2 separate regions of the Mus musculus genome follow, and region 2 is linked to region 1. Evidence: chromatin contacts called from ENCODE Hi-C or POLR2A ChIA-PET data. All regions are on one chromosome and are shown on one strand. The core of a region is the stretch at or near the end of the contact, and the rest is flanking DNA. Distances in the headings are between cores, read along the strand shown.

Evidence for each region. Hi-C counts contacts between places; a loop is a spot of excess contacts on that map. ChIA-PET counts read pairs that join two places held with the same protein, here RNA polymerase II (POLR2A).
Region 2: a loop to region 1 is called in a map of v-Abl transformed pro-B cells, with 2.5 times the contacts of the local background. The contact joins the promoter of Tcf7l1 here to the enhancer-like site in region 1. A Hi-C loop is called at or near these places in 19 of 37 maps with a recorded cell type or tissue (Patski, T-helper 17 cell, adrenal gland and 5 more). POLR2A ChIA-PET finds 5 or more read pairs at or near these places in 4 of 5 experiments (Patski and embryonic stem cell).

What each region holds. Positions count from the first base shown.
Region 1 is chr6:72,658,323-72,661,022 of GRCm38, reverse strand. All of the region lies in intron 3 of Tcf7l1 (transcription factor 7 like 1 (T cell specific, HMG box)), which reads left to right. All of the region lies in intron 1 of Gm31391 (a long non-coding RNA gene), which reads right to left. Among named protein-coding and RNA genes, the nearest start is that of Gm31391, 4.4 kb to the right of the region's middle. Within about 2 kb of position 1,409, at least 1 of the 3 ENCODE cell types and tissues checked has a DNase peak (open chromatin) inside an H3K27ac peak, as active enhancers do; it is heart, where a contact is called at or near this core.
Region 2 is chr6:72,787,725-72,790,424 of GRCm38, reverse strand. It overlaps Tcf7l1 (transcription factor 7 like 1 (T cell specific, HMG box)), which reads left to right and starts at 1,380. Exons shown (of 12, transcript NM_009332.3): 1 at 1,380-1,715; 2 at 1,800-1,863; 3 at 2,087-2,214. The coding sequence starts at 1,473.

The sequences.
Region 1 (2,700 bases), core at 160-2,659:
GGGAACAGAGCTGAAGGTTAAGGGCCGGAGCCAGAACATGGGCTCTACACCCAGAGGGCTGAGGCAGCTGGCCTCAACTGGGAAAAAGATGTGCTGTGGGCGAGGGTGACCAAGTGTGGGCCACAGGGAGAGCTGGTGTGAGAGGTGTCAGCCATAGGGCAAGAGTGGGGTCAGGCCCATGTGCACTTTCTCCATCTCTTTTCATGATCAGGCACTGAGTGCAGAAATTGCTCAGGTCCAGCAGCCCAAGGTCAAGGCCAGGCGAAGGCAGTTTAACCCAGAGACCTGCAGGCTACTCAGTGAGGGCATAAGATCAGGCTCAGCATTGGCTTTGGTGGGTTCAGTTATTCATTCCTTTGGGAAACAGGATCTCACGATCTGCCTCTGAACTTGAGTTCTTTGTGCCCTCCGTACCGTGTGCCACCACACCCGACTGGCCTTTTCATCTTAAGCCTAGGGCTTTGCGCCAAGTGTTCCCATGGTCTATGCCATCAGGCTGTCCATGCCCGGTGTTCAGAGGACAGAGTTTCCCCTGCTCCTTTGAGAAGGAGCATGGAGCTGCCAGAAAGATGTGCAAGGCTGCATGTCCAGGTCTCCAGTCTGACCTCAGGCCCACATCCACCAATCACAGCATATACCGCTTTCCAGCCATCTAGGAATAGAGCCAATAATCCTAACAAGTCAGGACAGGCTAAAAATCCCCACCCCCACCCCCTCCACTCCTGCCTAGCATCAGTGGTGTGTGGCCAGCCAGTTGGTACCAGGCCAACTGTGAGTGTCTCTTCCCACCTCTCACAGTGACTCACCATAGTACCTCAAAACCAACTGTGGTGGGACTATTCACACCACAGATACCACAAATGCTACACAACAGACTCTGGTGCGTAGAAAGCAGTAGTAAGGGTTTTGATTAGAGCACCCACCAAGTGGGACGTCTCCCCCAGAAAACACTTGAGCTGTTAGAGCTTCCAAGATCGGCTCACTCTAGCCCTGGTTTTGCTCGTAAATAAAGATAACTAAAATTGATGAGTCCATGTGCAGTCCCTTCTCCACTCAGACAGGAACTTGCTACGTCACACAGGCTGTGCTGGAGCCTCTAGGCTCAACTGACCTACTTCAGCATCTTAGTAGCTGAGGGAAAACAGTGATGTCACTTTCTATCTATCTATATATGTTTAAATGTTTATTCACTGGAGAGGGGTACATGGAGGTCAAAGGACAACTTGTGGGAGTCATTTCCATCCCTCTACCAGGCAGATTCCTGAGATCTAAAGTCATCGGGACTTGGCGGCAGATAGTTTTAACTGCCGGGCCGTCTCACAAATCCACTTCCTAATTTTCTTAAGTGTCCAGCAGCCACTTGGTCCTCTCTGTTGTGACTGCCACACCATCGAGGTGGTTGATCTCTGTCGGTGAGGACAGGTCCCGAGAAATAAGGTTCCTCCCAGATCCACCCTTTGTTAGTGGTGTCAGCTGGGACACCTGCTTTGCTGAGCACCTTGATGGGGCCTTTGTTTTTAGAGGAACGTCTGCATCTGCTTTGGTTTTGTGCTTGTTTTTCCTCCTCTAGGAGACCTTCTGGGCCAGGCCTTGTCTTTAGATTGATAGAGCTAAGCACCCCTGGTTTATATGGGAGGTGACTGAGAACAGAGATGTTGGATGGAGCCCGAGACCCTGGTGCTCTGCGGATCCACTGGAGAGCTAGCTTTCTAAATCAAACCTTAGCTCAACTTCTGGTAGGAGAAACAACCGGATTCTTTGGAACAGAGATACGAACAGCTAGAAGTCGCTTGGGACAAGGTGGAGTGTGCACCAGAGCTTCCAAAATATTCGTTGGCTAAACCTTGGTCTGAATGAAAAGGGGGGGGGGGGAAGAACTTGGTTTTTAAAGACAGGGTTTCTGTATGCAGCTCTAGCTGTCCTGTTGCTCTATAGTCCAGGCTGGCCTGGAACTCAGAAATCCACCTGCCTCTGCCTCCCAAGTGCTGGGATTAAAGGCGTGTGCCAGCCACAACAATCCAGCCTTTTTGTTGTTGCTGGTTTTAAAGCAGTAAAAGAATCTGTTTATTTTTTTAAGACTCATGTTTTATTCATGCATGAATATGTATCTCTTCCTCCCTACCCTGTGTGTGTGTTTGTGTGTGTGTGTGTGTGTGTGTGTGTGTGTGCCTGCCTGCCTGTCTGTCCATCCGGCCATCCCAGTGTCCAGGAGTAAGGGTCAGATGCCCTGGCATTGGAGTTTAGGTGGTTGTGAGCTGCCTGAAGTGTGTGGTGATATCTGAGCGCACGTCCTCCGGAAAAGCAGAACGCTGTCTATCTGCTGAACCATCTCTCCAGCCCCCAAAGTATGATTTTTTTAAAAAGAACTTTTCCACAGAAAATTATCTATTGTATTAAGTCCAGAAGTAGCTTATTATAGATCCCTATGGACTTGCAAATTGAATTTATTTCGGAGGATTCGCCTATCCAGCAGCCTCAGGAAGGAACATGGCCTTCATCGACAGTGAGGTGGAACAAAGAGGTTGTGTTTGGGATTTAGTGCTGTCCAGTGCATTGATGCAAACGCTTAGAGCCACTCGCTTTATAAAGAAAATTAGGGACGCAAGTAAGAGTCAAAATAAAATGTTTTCTTTTTCTTTCATTGCTCTCTAAAGTGATTTCAGAAATTTAAGTAGTTTCCCCCCACCCCTACCCCAATCT
Region 2 (2,700 bases), core at 131-2,630, 130 kb before region 1:
TTAAAAAATATGCTCATACTGACGTTCTAGACTGATTTTAAAATTTATGTTGTCACCAATGTCCCCATGGAGGATGGCTCCAAGTGGCGTTACTTCCCCCATCCCCAGCTGACTGAGGATATATGAGTCTATCTAGTCCCGAGGATTGAACACAGGACCTCATGAATGCTAAATACACGCTCTACCATCTCCATCTTTTAAATGATACCTAACTTGTGAGGGAATGAGTGCACATGGCATGGTCCACACGTAGAAGCTAGAGGACGAGTGTCTGTTCTCTACTTCCACCATGTGGGTACCGGACAGGGAACTGAAGACATGGGGCTTGACGGTAAGTACCTGCTGAGCCATCTTGTTAGCGCCCAGATACTCTCTCAAGTCTGTTTTTTACCTATGAAGCTAGTTAGGTAATTTGCTTATGGTGCTTGTGGGCTATCACGGCAGCTTCCTAATCAGCTTTGGGAGTTCTGGGTGATAATTTCTTCTTAAAATCAATACAGTTAAAATCCCGTCTGAATCCAAGACAGTGAGTATTGAATTTCACACCTCTTCTCCAGCTTTAGAGAGAAAGCGTGATCTTCAAGGTTGCAGTAGTTCCTTACTAAGAGGAAGTGATCAAAAACACAGTTTGGGGACAGGAATGCGTTGGAATACCATAGGAAAGGGAATGTAAGACCGCTCAACTTGTTTCAAAGTGTCACAAAATCTGGCTGAGTAGAAGGGCTGATGGGATCCTGTACTCGGCAGGCTGAGTGGTTGTGCTCGGCGGATCTGCGAGTCCTCGGCTGTCCCGCAGGGGGCAGTGCTGCCTGCCAGTGCGGTGGGAGCGGAGTGGGAACCCGCGCGGAGTTCTGGGGCTTGTTTGCAAAGAAAGTTAGGGGATGTGAAGGAGTGCGGGCCAGACTCTTAGAGGGAGGGTGCGAGAAAGGACTTCCCAGGGTAGCCATGGAGTTCACTGGAGGGGATCTGGATAAGTTCGAGGGGTAGGGTGGTCGCACGAGGAGGGTAGTTGTAGGCCCCGGAAGGTGCAAGCGAGCAGGACGCGAGTGTGAATACGAGTGTGCGTGCGCGCGCTGCAGTTCGCCTGGTTCCGAGAGGCGCGGGTGTCAGCTTGCAGCCGGGGCTCCTCCCTCCGGCCCCCCTGCCCCGCCGGGCGGTCCCTCCCTCCTTCCCCATCGCCCCTCCCCGGCGGGCCAGGCGCTGGGACGCCCGGGCCGAGAAGGCAGCGGCGGTGGCGGCGGCTAGTTGGGAGTCCTAGGTTCCGTGCTGCGGGACGATTCGGAGCCGAGTGTCTCTTGCCCCGGCTGGGCGGTGCTGGGCCCGCTTCCCACAGAGCCACGCCCTGTCAAAACTTTGTCGCCGCAGCGGCCAAACGATCGGAGCCGGGCCAGCGAGAGGGAGGGAGGGGCGCCGGGCCGGGCCAGGCAGGGCGCGGGGCTCCGAGCGCAGCGGCCCCGGCCCGTGGCCCCACCATGCCCCAGCTCGGTGGTGGCCGCGGTGGCGGCGCCGGCGGGGGAGGCGGTGGCTCCGGAGCCGGGGCAACCAGTGGAGGGGACGACCTCGGAGCGAACGACGAGCTGATCCCCTTCCAGGACGAGGGGGGCGAAGAGCAAGAGCCGAGCAGCGACAGCGCTTCGGCGCAGAGGGATCTGGATGAGGTCAAGTCGTCCCTGGTCAACGAATCGGAGAATCAGAGCAGTAGCTCGGACTCCGAGGTAAAGGGATTCCTAGGGTCAGCCTCTGGGGGACCCGGGTCCCGCTCCCGCTCACCCGCCCTCGCCTTTGTGTCTCCTCCACAGGCGGAGAGGCGCCCGCAGCCCGCCCGGGACGCTTTCCAGAAGCCGCGCGACTATTTCGCCGAAGGTAAGTGCCTTCTCCGTCAGTCTCCACTCTCCAGCCATCAGCGATTGGCCGTACGGGTCTCCACGGTCCGGGTGGCGGAACCCCTGCTCTCCTCCCATCGCTGCAGCAGCCACTCTGGGGCTCACTCGAGGGGTGCTCGGGTTCCAGATTCCCGCCCCGAGCTCCAGATAGCTACTCTGTCTGGGGGACCCCTGACCTCACTCCACTTTGGTTTTGTCCGCAGTGAGAAGGCCCCAGGATGGCGCTTTTTTTAAGGGACCTGCGTATCCTGGGTACCCCTTCCTGATGATTCCAGACCTGAGCAGCCCGTACCTCTCCAACGGACCCCTGTCTCCTGGTGGAGCGCGCACCGTAAGTGTCAGTCCGGCCGTGCCGGGACCGGTGGGCGTCGGGCCCGGCGGGATGCGCCCCTGGGCTTTCCGTGGTGTGGGGGATGGGGCCTCCTGCCTGAGCTGATCCTGGGCCGAACTTGTTTGCAGAGTCAAACTCCCCTGTGGCGGCCTAGTATGAGACTGCTTTTGGCCAGTAACGGGATGAAAGTAAAGTTCTTTTAACTTCTCGCCTTTGGGAGATTGCGGCCTGGTGGGACCTCCCAGCCTCCCAAATTCCTTGCTCCTACCAAAGGAAAACTTGGATTTGTGCCTGCCTTTGGAGGTGGGGGGTGTGTGTTTGGGGGGGGGGTGTCTCGCTTTCCTTCCCGGAGATTGGTCAGCTTTCCCCTTGGCAAGGGAGAAAGTTGGGCAAGGGCCTGGAGGATCCTGACTTGAGATGTCCTCTGACCTGCGGGTTCCCTGGGCTGCTGTGAGCTGTACAAACTCCTTATTTTGTGTGAACTAT